Regions from separate parts of the Homo sapiens genome. Here all the other regions are linked to region 3. Evidence: chromatin loops called from intact Hi-C (ENCODE). Cell type or tissue: PC-3. All regions are shown on one strand.

What was found. Hi-C counts contacts between places; a loop is a spot of excess contacts. Peaks named below come from ENCODE experiments on the same cell type or tissue, not always from the same donor. Only the 100,000 strongest peaks of a DNase experiment are listed, where the experiment ranks them.
Region 1: it touches region 3 in a loop (4-fold over the local background); 3 of 110 quality-filtered maps call a loop at or near these places.
Region 2: a loop joins it to region 3, with 4 times the contacts of the local background. A loop is called at or near these places in 3 of 110 quality-filtered maps.

The regions. Positions count from the first base shown.
Region 1 is chr5:9,323,030-9,328,029 of GRCh38, forward strand. The region is part of intron 4 of SEMA5A (semaphorin 5A); the gene reads right to left. Among named protein-coding and RNA genes, the nearest start is that of SEMA5A-AS1, 190 kb to the right of the region's middle. In PC-3, no CTCF peak of the experiment used is centred here; a DNase peak (open chromatin) is centred at 2,702; H3K27ac peaks cover 560 bases.
Region 2 is chr5:9,346,273-9,351,272 of GRCh38, forward strand. All of the region lies in intron 3 of SEMA5A (semaphorin 5A), which reads right to left. Among named protein-coding and RNA genes, the nearest start is that of SEMA5A-AS1, 160 kb to the right of the region's middle. In PC-3, no CTCF peak of the experiment used is centred here; DNase peaks (open chromatin) are centred at 1,889, 2,259, 2,679 and 4,199; H3K4me3 peaks cover 787 bases; H3K27ac peaks cover 1,452 bases.
Region 3 is chr5:9,236,781-9,241,780 of GRCh38, forward strand. It overlaps SEMA5A (semaphorin 5A), which reads right to left. Exons shown (of 23, transcript NM_003966.3): 6 at 1,048-1,110. Among named protein-coding and RNA genes, the nearest start is that of MIR4636, 190 kb to the left of the region's middle. In PC-3, no CTCF peak of the experiment used is centred here; DNase peaks (open chromatin) are centred at 2,541 and 3,091; H3K4me3 peaks cover 1,308 bases; H3K27ac peaks cover 2,172 bases.

The DNA of each region.
Region 1 (5,000 bases), 86 kb after region 3:
TGAGGAGAACAGTTTGAGCCTACGGGTCTGGCTGTTTAAATGGCACCTCTTTTCTCTCTTTTTATTTTGCCTGAACAACTCCCTGCCCATACCTAATTCTAAGAATATCCCTATTTCTTAACTTATAAAATGAAAGAGATAAACTATACAATTATCTCAATGTATTTAAATAATACAAATTCCCAAAAGACTGTGACCATGTTTAGATATACACATTGCCTAACTAAGTTCTACGAATAAATGGCCATTCAACAAAAGTATTTTTATTATGGCAAATTTAAATCATTTCCTGAGAAGTGTTTTTCATGTGTTATTTTTCACAACTGAGTAACTTATTTCAAAATAATCTTAAAAGAAATCTCAACATATAAAATAGATACAATAATTCTTTAATAGTATAAATTGATGTAATAAGTACTTATGTATTTGTTAATAAAATCAGTTGATGAAGCTTTCTTAAAAAAATTAAAACTCCACTTATCAGAACTATTTATCATCTTACACAGATCAACATCTATTTAATGTGTATATTCATGCCAGTTGATTGGTTATATTTTTGTTGATTTTTTATTTGTTTGATTTTTAAGGCACAGAGTTGGTAGGTGCTTTTAAATGTTTCTTTTTTTCCTTTTTTTTTTTTTTTTTTTTCTGAGATGGAGTCTTGCTTCTTCGCCCAGGCTGGAGTGCAATGGCATGATCTCGACTCACTGCAACCTCCACTTCCTGGGTTCATGCAATTCTCCTGCCTCAGCCTCCCCAGTAGCCAGGATTACACTGACATGCCACCACGCCTGACTAATTTTTATATTTCTGGTAGAGACAGGGTTTCACCATGTTAGCCAGGCTGGTCTTGAACTCCTGACCTCAAGTGATCCTCCCAAAGTGCTGGGATTACAGGTGTGAGCCACCACGCCTGGCCTAAATATTAGTTTAATAAATGACTATGGTCCATGGAAAACCCAAGTAGTCAAATACCTCACTACACAAACAGTTTAGTATTCACCTTATTACAATTTTCAGCTATTTTAAACAATATTTTATTTTATTTTTTTTTTTTGAGATGGAGTCTCGCTCTTCCGCCCAGGCCAGAGCGCAGTGGTGCTATCTTGGCTCACTGCAAGCTCTGCCTCCTGGGTTCACGCCATTCTCCTGCCTCAGCCTCCCGAGTAGCTGGGACTACAGGCGCCCGCCACCACACCTGGCTAATTTTTTGTATTTTTAGTAGAGACGGGGTTTCACCGTGTTAGCCAGGATGGTCTCTATCTCCTGACCTCATGATCCACCCACATCAGCCTCCCAAAGTGCTGGGATTACAGGCGTGAGCCACCGTGCCTGGCCTAAACAATATTTTAAAAGGTGAACCATAAGTAAAACATTTGTGGAATTCCCTAATCACATCCCAAGAACCTAAGAATCTGATAAAACACAGTGTGGATTCTGCTATTCTCAAATCTCTTTCCTTGAACTATTTGGCCCCACATACAACTCCAAATGCATTTTTGCTGTAGGAAAAATTCCAAGCCAGCTGGCAACATGAGGGACTTGAAATCTCTCAAGACAGCTTGATCCATCACAGTTTAGGTCAATGACCTACAAAGTTAAAGGTTACAAAAAGAGAGAAAACCTTCTAAAGGGGATAAAAAATTGATATTCCCAGGTGTTGGGCCACTCACAAACTAAAGTAAGATCTACAGAACCCTGCAAGTGGCTGTCCTCCAAGGTATTACAGAAGAGGCAACCACTTTATCTTGCAATTGTGTGAGCACAGAGGAGGGAAAACAATATGCGTGAGGTTCATGAGAAAGGCCACCAGCCTTTCCAACATGAAGGAATAATGCTTCTGGCCCCTGGCCAACTGGAAATGCTAACCAAATGTTGCAAGTAGGGTCAGTCTCCCTAACAGGGCAATGCTTTGAGCAACCCAAAGCATTTAAGTGATCTCATTAATCTTCATAACACCCCTAGATGTAAATAGGTAGTAATAAGGAATATTGCCATTCTTCAGGGAAAAAGGCAGTGGTGCAAGAGGTTAAGAGATTAGATTCTTTGAATGCATTAGTTGTATAGCTTGGAGGAATGATTCTATACTTCTATTTTTCTCCTGTCATTACCAAAATGAAAAGCAAGAGTTTGCCAAAGTGTAACAGTTCAGTGTTATGGCTATAGCAAATAAAAACATGAGTTTTTTCTGCCTGTGGTATGGATCTACTTTTTTTTTTTTTTCTCAAATGCCATGGAATAAAATTTGACATTGCACATTCACGTGCAATAAACCAGATTCCTTTTAGGAGTAATAACATATGAGGAGTACACAGATCCAATGGGCTGAATAATTCAAATCACAAAGCTATTAAGTTTGGCAGATGCAAAATCACAATATTGAAGCCCATTCTTCGTTTCCCCACTAGACACCTGAGTGCGTTTTCTACGTCTTCACCAAAGTTTCTTGCTTACTGACTCTAGGATTGAATAACTCATTCCTGGGTCCCATCACTTCCCCCAGTGGCCTATTAGAAACAAATCACTAAGCATAACAATATATTCTCGGAGGGAGCAGTGGGGACCTTAATAGATGAAGTTCATTTGTATCTTCATGTAAAGTAGTAAAATGCAGCCGGCATTAAAGAAAAGGTTGAGCCATCATGAGCATATTAACTAAATGACTCATTTCATCTAGAGACACTATAAAACTTAACTTTGACCTCCATAAATTATGAAAGACACAGGTGTTTTAAAAGGACATTCTCTTAGAATAACTCAATTGGCCTCTGATGAATATGACTATAAAATCAAAGAAAAAATTACAAGTTCCTATTGAACGTATGAGTTAGAGGTTTGCTTACAACTGAGAAAAGAAGAATTAAGGAAGGTAGATTTGTATTTTGTACTAGAGCAAATGAAGGCAGAAGCCGATAAAATGTATAAAGACATTTTAACAATGTTGACAGAAACGTTTGTTGCTGATTAATAAAAGTTTAGACCAAGGCTGATCACGAAACAATCCAAAGACAAAACAGACACTGCCCATGAGCCAGTTGGGGAAGGCTGAGAGCTGACCAGTCTCTCCTGTCCCTGCACCAGCTTCCTGCACACAATACTTTCCTCACTGCAAGTTTCCTTCCATCCTCACTGCTGTCAACATCTAACTGGCACAGAACTTTTCAAGTATAGTGACATCCTACATGATACGCACATTTTCAATTGCACTGGTAGACTTTTGAAGATAACAAGTTATGTTTGAGATGGAGTCTCGCTCTGTTGCCCAGGCTGGATGTGCAGTGGCAGCATCTCGGCTCACTGCAACCTCCATCGCAGGCATTCAGCAATTCTTGTGCCTCAGCCTCCAGGGTAGCTGAGATTACAGGTGCGCGCCACCATGCCCAGCTAATTTTTTGTGTGTTTTTAGTAGAGATGGGGTTTCGCTGTGTTGGCCAGGCTGGTCTTGAACTCCTGACCTCAGGTGATCCCCCTGCCTGGGCCTCCCAAAGTGCTGGGATTACAGGCATGAGGGAGGCCGAAGCAGACAGATCACCTGAGGTCAGTAGTTCGAGACTAGCCTGGCCAACATGGCGGGAACCTACCCCTACTAAATATACAAAAAAATTAGCTGGGCGTAGTGGTGCACAACTGTAATCCTATCTACCTGGGAGGCTGAGGCACGAGAATCCCTGAATGTGCAAGGTGGAGGTTGCACTGAGCAGAGATCCTGCCACTGCACTCCAGCCTGGGCTACAGAGCGAGTCTCAATAAATAAATAAAATAAGGAAAAATAGTAACTATATCCTTTAAAACATAAAGTGTTGTAAAATTAGTTTGATTATCTAAGTGTAAATATTTAATATCGTGATCATATCAGTAAATTTAAATATAATGATTTAATTTAATCATGTAACCAACTCATATAATTCACCAATTCACCAGCATGTCTATAATTGTGATTTCCAAGACTTTTCATTATGCTGGTCGACTCTAAGTAAATTCTAGGAGACTTTTTATTTTGTGGTTATAACTATCCTAAAAAATGTCTGCTTCATGTATTTTTTTCATGGGTTTCTCAGAAGATAATTAAATTTCAAAATTACAAAGCCTTTCCAAATAGTATCACATTATATTTAAATAGTTAGATCACATTTAAATCACAGTTTTTAATTCTTTTGTGAGTTTTTTTCTAAAATATTTTAAAATATGGTGACAAATTTATAATATGGTCATGTGATTAGCTATCTCCTCAGTCAGAATTTTCTCTACCCTCCTCAAAAATAGTAAATATGTATTCTTCGGGCTATGCAAATTTCAAGATAACTGTAATTTAATTTTTGTTGCTGTTAATACTGTTACGTGTGTCTGGTACCCATTCTCCCAGAATCATATTAACTTCTTTCATTCCCTATCCCAGAAAGAGCATTTTGAGCTCCTTAAAAGTCTTGGTTATTAGAAATAAATTTCAAAGAACACACTAAAACTGAGATCAAACCATTTTAATAGCATTCTTATATATTTAAATACCAAGATTAAAAGGTGCAAAAATAGATGGATAGTCTCTTATTATTTAGCAAGTAGAATGAAATAACAAAGATACATTTTAATGGCATGCAGTAACTAAACAATGCCGCCAGCAAATCTTAGAGATATAAAATCAGGAAAATATTTTCCCACAAATATATTTAGGGTAAAAGTTATTAATCAATATTGTTAATAATTACACTAATAGTTTACATTTTATTATGCTTTAATTATTACTTGCAAATCTCTAAGTGCTGTGAGGATTACAGATGATGATTTATTGCTCTAAATTTAACTCGCGACTTTTGCCTTTGTGGGTCCTCTGGGTATCTGATTTGTTCCTTTCTGTTTTTCAGTTAACAGAGATAATTTTTCATTTGAAAAAAAATGCCAACTGAATATTTCTATGGTTCCTTTAACCTGTGATTTCCTAGGACTATTCATGCTTTAAATTATCTCCATATACAATTAATTTTCTAGGTTATCTTCAGTATTCA
Region 2 (5,000 bases), 110 kb after region 3:
TTCCTGCCCCATCCCCTTTCCAGCTCCCCTTCCACTGAGACCCACTTTCATTGGCATTTATCACCATTTACCTCCACATTTACCACCCTTCAGTTCGCTCATGTAACCTCATTTTTCCTGGACACCAGACAAGAGCTTGGAAACCATGGGGGCAGACACAAAAGGGCCTGCTGAGCTGTTAACATTTAAGCTATCTGCAGGCAGCAGAGCTAAAAGAGCACTGTAATATGCCCTCTGGGGTTTCAGGGGTCACAGGTTCCCCACTAGATGTTGGTGCGGGGCCTACAGGGAGTTGGCTCCTGCCAGCATCCAAAATTGCTCACCCTGGCTCCTGCATCTGCTCACCTGTATGCTCCCTCCAGCATGGGGTGGAACACGGAGGGTCTGAGTCAGTGGAACTCACCCCTGCTAGTGCCAAAGTGGCCAGCTGGTTCCAGCGTGTGTGCACTCCATTTCCGGCCTCGTTTGCACACTCCCTCCCACAGGAGTTGAGAGCTGAGGGCTGAGTAAATGAGGCATCCCTATCACAAGTCCTGGGAAGGGGTCAGGGAAATATCTGGCTTCATACACACATAGATATATAAATATAGGCATCAATGTGGTCATTGTGTATATATATATGTGTGTGTGTGTGTGTGTGTGTATATATATATATATGTATTTGCCTAAGTGTATTCAAATAGATATTATAGACACTTAATAGACTACAGTAGAAAGAAAAAAATTATCTCAAAAAATGTCTACAGGAAATGAGTCTGTCCCATTTATAGAACTTTTAAAAAACAAAAATATTTAATAATAACCAATTAGAGAAATTAAAACATTTCGTATCACGAAAAAAGACCCAAAATAGCAGGAAGCATAAAGCATCTTTCATTTGCATTTTCCTTTGTAAATATGACACTGAAAACACAGCATTTTAAAAATGCAAGCAGTGCTTTTTCGAATCTTTTCTGGTTTCTATTGCAGTCTGTTGAAAGTGAGTCAAGTGTTCTATCAAGTCTTCATATGATTTTGTTGCATTAACACATAGTATACCTAACCCATTTCTCACATGTTCATTGTAGAAAAATATTCACAAACTACAACTTTTGCAAAAGGTCTACACTCTGGATTTGGATTCTTGTGAAGTTCACTGTTTCATCTTGGGCAGGCTTCCTGGTGGATGTCTCAGAAACCAAAAAGCTGTGATAGCTCCTTTTTACTCGATGAGTTCCTGATTGGGTCTTCCTTCAAACACCATTTGAAAACTACAAGCTTGTGTCACACATTTTTTTCTTTTCTTTTTTTTTTACATCCTGGAATCTATGGCATAAAATGTATCCATAATGTAAATCAGCATTAAATACTAACCACCAACCTGTGATTGTAGGAAAAAATGCGTGCACTGTTTCAGTGAGGGCAGGAGCAGGGACCTGCATGGAGAGGCAGCTGGTGATCAAGGCTGCTGGGGCAGGCGGCAGACAGGCTTCATGTCCAGAAGGGACTCCTGTGTGACTTTCCAGACCTACCGTTTCTCTAAGCTAGATCGTCGTCACAAGATAATACTGAACAACTAAACATATTTTTCCTTGGTATTTTGAGAGAAATCTTAGGAAGCAAAATTTCACTGGAACCAATTACCATCTTGTAACCAATTGAAATGCACTACCTTTCTGAAACAGGGGTGGGATTAATAAATTCCACTGTTACCCCACGTTTTCAATTCTTTGCATGATTTTCAGGCCATACCACAAATAACTTGTCAAATCTCAGGATCTAAATGCCAGTGTTAGGTGAGGGTCTGGCTACTCCAGCCCAAGGAGTTCCGAGTCATTCAAGGGTTGCCTCAGACCCACCTGGCAAGTGCAAAGAGACACTAGTGAAAAGTTGTCTGTAATCTGAGTTCAAAATCTGCCTCACAGGCTAGAGTTGCCTTCCCTTTTGTTTATAACTTTCAAGATCTTGGTAAATTCCTATTTCATTAAACCATCTGAAGCAATTAATTAGGATAAGAAACAAGCTGATAAGTGCCTGGGTTTTATTGCTAGATAACTCCTAGAAGAAGCAATTTCTACTCATCCATCAGGAAAGACAGATTTTTTTTAAATTTATAAGATTATGCAAATTCATATATTATAACACAAACTAAGCATGACCCTCAAATTCCTGGACTGTGATTAACTTTGTCCTTCAGGCTATGAAGTTGGTGCCCAGCCTGCCCCTCCCTTCAACTTTACGTGGCTTCAAAGTACTTTGAGTCACCCATAGGAAACTTTGCCCAGTGCAGAAGGGTTTTCATTTTGACTCCTGACCTGCAGCATATGATTTTAGGCTATAAAATCTAATTGCAAAATCTCCATGTTGTGACAAAGAACAACAAAAAGTAATTTCCCTTAGATTTATAACTTTAGAATTACAAATGATGTTAATATGACTAAAATTACAAAAATGAACAATTTCTATTCAATAGGCACTTAGATTATTCCAGAAGTGGCCAAAGTGCTGGCTGTGTAAACAGTGATAGCCAGAAGACTGACAGCAAAGAAAGCCATTCGCCACCAGATAACGACAGAGATTGCAGAGGAACGTGCCAGAGATTTCTTAGAGCCTTAGGGTGTGTGGTTTTAAAATATCCAGAATAGTTCTGCTACATATTCAGAATTTGCCAGACCTCAGCTTTAAGACAATAAATCATTTGCTTAAGGAAAATCTCTTTCTGTCACATTCTCACAATTCACACGTAAGTTTCCTGTCTGCCTCCTCACTATAGGAAAATCTTTAGCTTCTAATCTAAGCCACTACTTCTTCAGACCTTAGGATTCAAGGGAAGAAGAAAGCTGTGGAACTCAGGAGACAAGACAGGGTCATGCAAGGAAGGCTTCTTGCTTGAAGAGAGGTCTAATAAGTCCCAAGGTGGCCTCTTTGCCGAAGTACAGATTCTATCTACACATCGGAACTAGAACATATTTGCCAAGTCAGACCAAGGTTTTTCCAGGAACTTTAGGGTTAAGCATTAGGTGGATGTGCACCAAAAATACTGGGGCAGCACAATAATTCATGTACGTAGTCAAGTAATATTTATTTATTGAGTACCTGCTACATAGAAGAACCAACTGTAGGTACTGCCTGGAATACAAAGTTATATAAGACAGACCTCTGCCTTCAAGACATTTATAATTTAGCTAAGAAGATGAGATACACACAAAAGAGAGTTAAACTGAAGAAGATAAATACTATCTGATCCCAGGGAAAAGCATAAAGATGATAAATGCTCTAAAGCAGCACCATCCAATGAAAATGTAATGTAAGCTGCACATGTAATTTTGTATGTCCCAGTAGCCATGTTAAAATGCTGTTAAAGAGGGTTGGGCACGGTGGCTCACGTCTGTAATCCCAGCATTTTGGGAGGCTGAGGAGGGTGGTTCACTTGAGGTCAGGAGATCAAGACCATCCTGGCTAACACAGTGAATCCCTGTCCCCACTAAAAATACAAAAAAATTAGTCAGGCATGGTGGCATGCACCTGTAATCCCAGCTACTCGGGAAGCTGAGGCAGGAGAATTGCTTGAACCCAGGAGGCAGAGGTTGCAGTGTGCCGAGATTGCGCCACTGCACTCCAGCCCGGGCAACTGAGCAAGATTCCATCTCAAAAAAACAAAACAAACAAACAAACAAAAAAAAAACATGCTATCAAAATAAAATTCATTGAGGTATCTTTGTGTATGTGTATTCTAAGTCTTCGAAATCCTTACACTTACTGCACTGGACACCTTTCAAGTACTTTGAAGCCATACCTGGAGAGTGGCTACACGATTGGACAGCACATACCCAAGATATTAAGAACAGGCTTCCTTGGTAACATGGAGCCTTTGTTGGATGGAAAAACAAATTAACTTGTCTTCTTAGAACCAGCTGCCATAGAGGTCAGCGCAACCTAATCAGGCACTGATTCCAACAAAACTACCCTGCATTTACCAAATATACTGATGAAAGTAACACAGTCCTTGGAATTTGGTTGATTTAGGTTGGAATCTCACAGGCAGAACTTTTTTCTCGGGAACCGTATTCATAAGTGAGTAGTTTAATAATGGGTTGACTCAGCAGGTCTGCGGTATTCAAGCCAAGCATGTTCCAAGAGAGTGTCTGGTCTTTGACTGGCTGCTGGGAAATAATATCTAAGCCCTTACAATATTCTGCCTGATAGGAGTGTCTCTCTCTCTTGACCTGAGATCTTTGATCCATGCCAGATAGTCTACACTAACAATGCAGTTTACAGTGGGGACCTGTGGCCAGGCTGCATCTGGTTGACTTCAGGAAGGGCTGGAGTCTGAGTAACTAAGGTCAGCCATGCAAGCATTCCATGCTTTTGTGATCAACCCTCAATAAATCCCTGGACACCAAGGCTACATTGCATTTCTTTGGTTGGCAATATTCCATTCATTTTGCCAAATGTCATTTCTGGGAGAATACAGTGCTGTCCTTATGACTGCACCGGGAGAGAACAATCTTTCCCAAGCTTTTCTGAGCTCAGGATTTATACACAGTCTTTCCTAAGCTTTGCCCCACATGCCTTTTATGGGTGCTAACTTTAATCTACATCTACCCCATCACTGTAATCAACCCTAACTGCAAGTATAAATGCTTTTCTGAGTTCTGTGAGTCCTTCTAGAAAATCATTGAACCTGACAGTGGTACTGGAGACCACCAACTCAAAGCTTCTCCCTCTTGTGATGATAAGCACAGTAAACACAATAATAAAACCTGTATAAATATCCCTGGACACAGATGTGTTAGTTTGGAAGAGTCAGAAATATATAGAAATCACTGTCTCACTTTATCAGGGCATTATGGTACCTGCTTATCTAGGAAGAGATCCAGTTCCCTCCAATAGCATCAGAATCTCTTAGGCAGCAATCTTTAGCTTTTACAAAGGGTAAATTCCTTCCTAGGATCAAGCTTGAAACTTCTTTACATGAGTTATAATAGGCATGTGGCTAGAAACTAGACAAATGCCACTCA
Region 3 (5,000 bases):
TTTTCCTCCTTCTCTTCTTCCTACTCCTTTATTCAGGGTTGGGAAACCCCATAACTAAGCTGGCTGACACTTGCCTCAGTGTCTGACTCCCACAGCGATTCAGTTAAAGGGCAGGGAAGCAGACAATGAAATTGGGTAAAAAAAAGGTACATAACACTCTTTTATAAATACAGAAGGGGGAGGATCTTTTGCCAGTGCTCTCTGCATTTGCTATATTTTTTTCCCCAAACTATTGGTCCTAGGACCAACTTTGCATAGCAAGCCCTCTTTTCTACTCTGTGTATAACTGCTGTCTTCTGTAACCCAAAGCATAATTCACCATTGGAAGTCTGTGCTCCAATATAAAGTAAGAAGATCACTAACAGAATAATACACAGTGAGCCTGTTCACAAGCTGCAGAAGAATTTCCTCAAGTTGATCATGAATAATTTTCTCAAAGACACATAGTCTTCCTGGAAAGGCAAAGAATCACGCATCTTTTTGAGCCAGAGAAACATTTGAAAGAAGCCTGCAACATGTACAATTGCTCAAGAAACACATTTCCAACCTTAGCTATAAACTGCACATTCTATAGGAACATGGGATGTAGATTTTCGTATGAAAAGAGAGTTTATTATAAAGAATATGTTAAGATAAAGAATCTATCACAAATAATATTTTATGTAATAAATTTATTTGTCATATCATTACTTTCTAGATTTAGCTGTAAAGTAAGAAAGGAGGAATTTAAAATATCTTAAAAATTCAGGCCCATATTTTTTCCAGCGCTATCAATCAATTAATTTCTTATCTTAGTCTAATGACAGAAAGGGCAAATTAGCTCTGATCTTCTTATGTTCTGAATCCTTTTTGGAAATGATTGATTGCTGGGGTTAATTTTAATTTAGTATTAAAAACTTGAGAATATACCGTATACATATTTTGAATCTTGCTTTTTTCACTTTACATGGCACCGTAATCAGGAATACTCTTCATATCAACATGCTTTATATAGTGTAGAGTCCTTCAAGACAGGGTGATGGCTGCTCATAATTGCATTCTTCTTACCTTTGATTTGCCTTTGCTGTAACAGGCCTTTTTGGTAGCTTCATCACACTCCCATTCCACAGCCTGTAGAAAACACCAAAACAATAGCAGTCATGGTTTTGACTAAATAAAAGGGAAAATATAAACAAGGTAACAAGGCACTGGTAACCAGATTAGGAAATATGGCTGCATCCTGGCACCAACATTTTCATACTCATAGAATTTACACCAAATACATGAAATTTAGTCATGGGCTTAGATTTAGCTCTAATATTGAAGCATAAGGACCTTCCCCCTTACTATTTGCTTTTGGGTAGTAATGATGGGATGCTTAGATCTAGTCACTGTTAGAAAGGAACAATGAGTTGGTGACTATAGCACTGATGGTAGAAATGATCACTTCAGTGAAACTATGGAATAGACCCAGACGAGGCTTAAGGGAGAGGCCTTGAGACAAGATAATTTAAATATTAATTTTAACATTTTTATTTTATTCAAATAATATGTCATTTATCAATATTCATAGATAATGAAGGATGATTTTGCATATCCTTACTACCAAGATATACCTGTAAATGATAATCAATCAATAGATAGCTCATGCAAAGAACATAGCTAGGATTTTTCCCCAGTAGCAGTCATTTTCATACTATTATTAGCTCTGACTAAATGTTTAGAGCCACAGCTTTTAAATATTTTTTCTCAGAATTTCCAAATCTCACTTATGCTGATTAATTTGCTATGTGTGCTTCCACGTCTGATGCTAACTCACAAATGAAATGTGTGATTAGTGAAGAAAACAGACAGGGCTTGCTTTACAGAAAGGATGCCTACAGGCATCCATGGCCTAGCTCTCGTGAATAGTTTTTTGCGCAAATTGAGGCACCTGGGCTTTTTTTTTTTCTCTTTTCTATCATTGTATAGAGTGTGAACTTTTATAGGGTAAAAATATTTTTTTCATTCTCCATACCTGTTATCAGAATTATTATTTTCTATTTTACTATTAAAATTGGATTTCTGAAGGAACAGGGATGTGCGGTAATTCAATCATTAACAGAAAGACATTTTGAGATAGAGACTTTTTTCTGTTAATTTGGACTAATGTCAAATAATAAACTAAACCAAAAGCAACCTAGTGTCAAATCATATGAAGGAAAATAATGGCTTCACCCTTATTTTTTAGTAAGAAATGTTTTCTTTCTAATTATCCAAACTTGGGAGAATAACAAAGTCAGGCTAACACCATTCTCTAATATCTTCTGCCTTCCAAAGAATGTTACATAACAGAGATTAAATCATACAACACTGCATCTTGTATAATTTATGTTACTTGGCAAATATGAGTCCATAAGAAAAGTATTCTAGAAAGAACCACTTCAGTGTCTTTGAAACCAAAACAATGCTATAACTGTTTTCCCTTGTGCAGACTTGAAGATTTTTGTCAGTGTCAACATCTGATAAGAGAATTTGTTAATTCCTTCTGTGCTGTTTCCCTGTTCATAATGTTTGATGGTAACAATACAGTCATAGCTAATCAGCATCTGATGCAAACACATGATTTGAATTCCATACCAGGATGACAAATATTTTCATGAAAAGCAATGACACCTCCAGAGAAAACAGCCTCCCATACAGTTGCATAACTATATCCCCATGAAGTACAGATAAAATAAATGAAAATAAATGTGTTGTTGTTCATCTGATTTGACCTTTAGTATATTCCTTTCTTAGATCTCTTTACAAAATATTACTCAGTTTTTTTGTATTTAAGTAGATATCCACGTCTTGGCCTTTACTTAAACTTAAAACAGTATTGAGGATTGATTAAAACAGTATTGAGGACTGAAAGAATATGATATATTCTTTCAGCAGAGTAAAACTCATTATAACTTTGATTGTGTATTGCCAGAGGTTTCAGTATTACATATCACCAAGAGGAACTGGTGTTACACAATTACTAGGAAAACTATACAGTGAAATACTTTAGATAAAGAGTCATTCACGGTGGCTTTCATTGGTCTAGTGATTTTGTTAAAAGTTAAATAATAATGTTCTCTTCTATAAACATGAAAGCTATAAAGAGAAGGATTAGTCCCAGGGCTAAGGAAGAAGAATATTTACCAAATGCCATCAAAATTGTTCAGATCCTGCGGCTGAAATGGCAAACAAACAGCTTCACAAGTCTACCTAATGCCCAAATAGCCTTTGCATTTTCAAGATAAATATTGGCCAAAGATTGAAAGGGAAAATAAGAGAAGAAAGAATGTGAGAGTTTTAAAAAATATTTCATTATTTTTATCCAGCATACCAAAAAATAGCAACTGCTCTTACAAGTTTATTAGACCAATAATAAATATGACAAATCTTACAGATTTTCTGAAGATAGTGATTAGAAAGAAAAAAAATTAATTTCCTAAGGCATTTTATTACAGCCTCACTAGCTTGCCTATAATATTCAAATCCAGAATTAATTAAAGACCATGATTGTACAGCTTTTCTGTTCACTTTCTACCTGAATAGAGAACAGGATAAAGGGAAATTTTATATTAAGAATGGAACTTTACTTATTCCAGAAGACAGCAGGAATATATACATATTATTGGATAGCACAGAATTTGAAAAGGAATAGAATGGAGAAAAGTGGCTTTTCCAGATTATACTAGAATGGGATGCTCCAGATTCATCCCATAGTGTCCTCCTATTCACTAGGTCAGCTAGACTTTGCCTATTTCATCACTTGACAGACATGAAATTAAAAAAAAAAATCCATCAGAGACAAATAAGAGTATCAATGTACCTCCTCTCTGTGGGTTCTTATTTCTCACAGTGACGCATTTTTCTGTTTGAAATTAGGCTGTTTGTTTAACCTGGTCACAACTTCCTTATTCTTCTAGATCCATTCTAATGAACCAAATACCTCTTAATCAAGCCTTCTCTTTCATTTCTCAGTGAAAATTTTTATTATTTCATGTATCATGATTATAGAACAAGTCTCACTACTGATTTGAGAAGCCACGTGTCCACTTGTATTCAAAAGATGTTTTTCCACTAACCCAAACCTATCTTTACAATAGTCAAAACAAGTGCTAAAGCATTCTACATTTCAGATCTCAACCCAACATTCATAGTCTCATTTCCTGAGTCTCCCTTTTAAAAATATTTAATTTTTGTCATCTTTTGTCTTTTTCTATTTCAGGATAGCCCAGTAGAGAAAAGAAATATTTCTACTCTAGGCTATTCAATATTTTGTCTGCATTATATATTTCAGCAGCAGACATATAGCAGTAATATTGTGGTTACTTGAATATTCAAAGATTAGATACAGTAGGCAGTGAGTTTGAAACACCTACATTTTAAAAGACACAACGATTCCTGTTTGCAGTAAGTTTTTTTCTGTAAATACATACAAATAATACCTGTACTAAGGAACAACTCACAGAAGTTTTGCTTTATGCAAATACATTAATTATCTCCTTTATTTAACAAATATTCATTAAGTACCTACCAAACAGAAGACACTCTTCTATGTGACTGACAGAAGGAAAAACAGACATAGAGATACACATCAGATATTAATTTACAATACAGCATAAGTGTATTCCATCAGCCTAGACAGAATTATGTTAAATCTGAGGAGTCAACAGTGTTCATTTTCATTGTTATAGTAGCCATATGCACGTTAATCTCAGGTCCAGTGACACACTCTAACTTATAATATCATTAGCTTTCAGGATGTGACAAACATACAAAGAGAGCTACAAAAAAAAAAAAAAAAAAGAAGAGGCTTATGGAAAACCCATTTTATATCTGCATAAATCCTGGGTATGCAACAAAGCCCCCATTGTTTCAAGGTACAGCATCCATTGGACCGTGTTGCACACAGACATACTACGGTTAGGATAAATGGAGCTGTGATCTCAAGAGTAAATCAGATAGAGAAAAGAAAAAGAGATTGGCTCTTTTTATGTATGTGT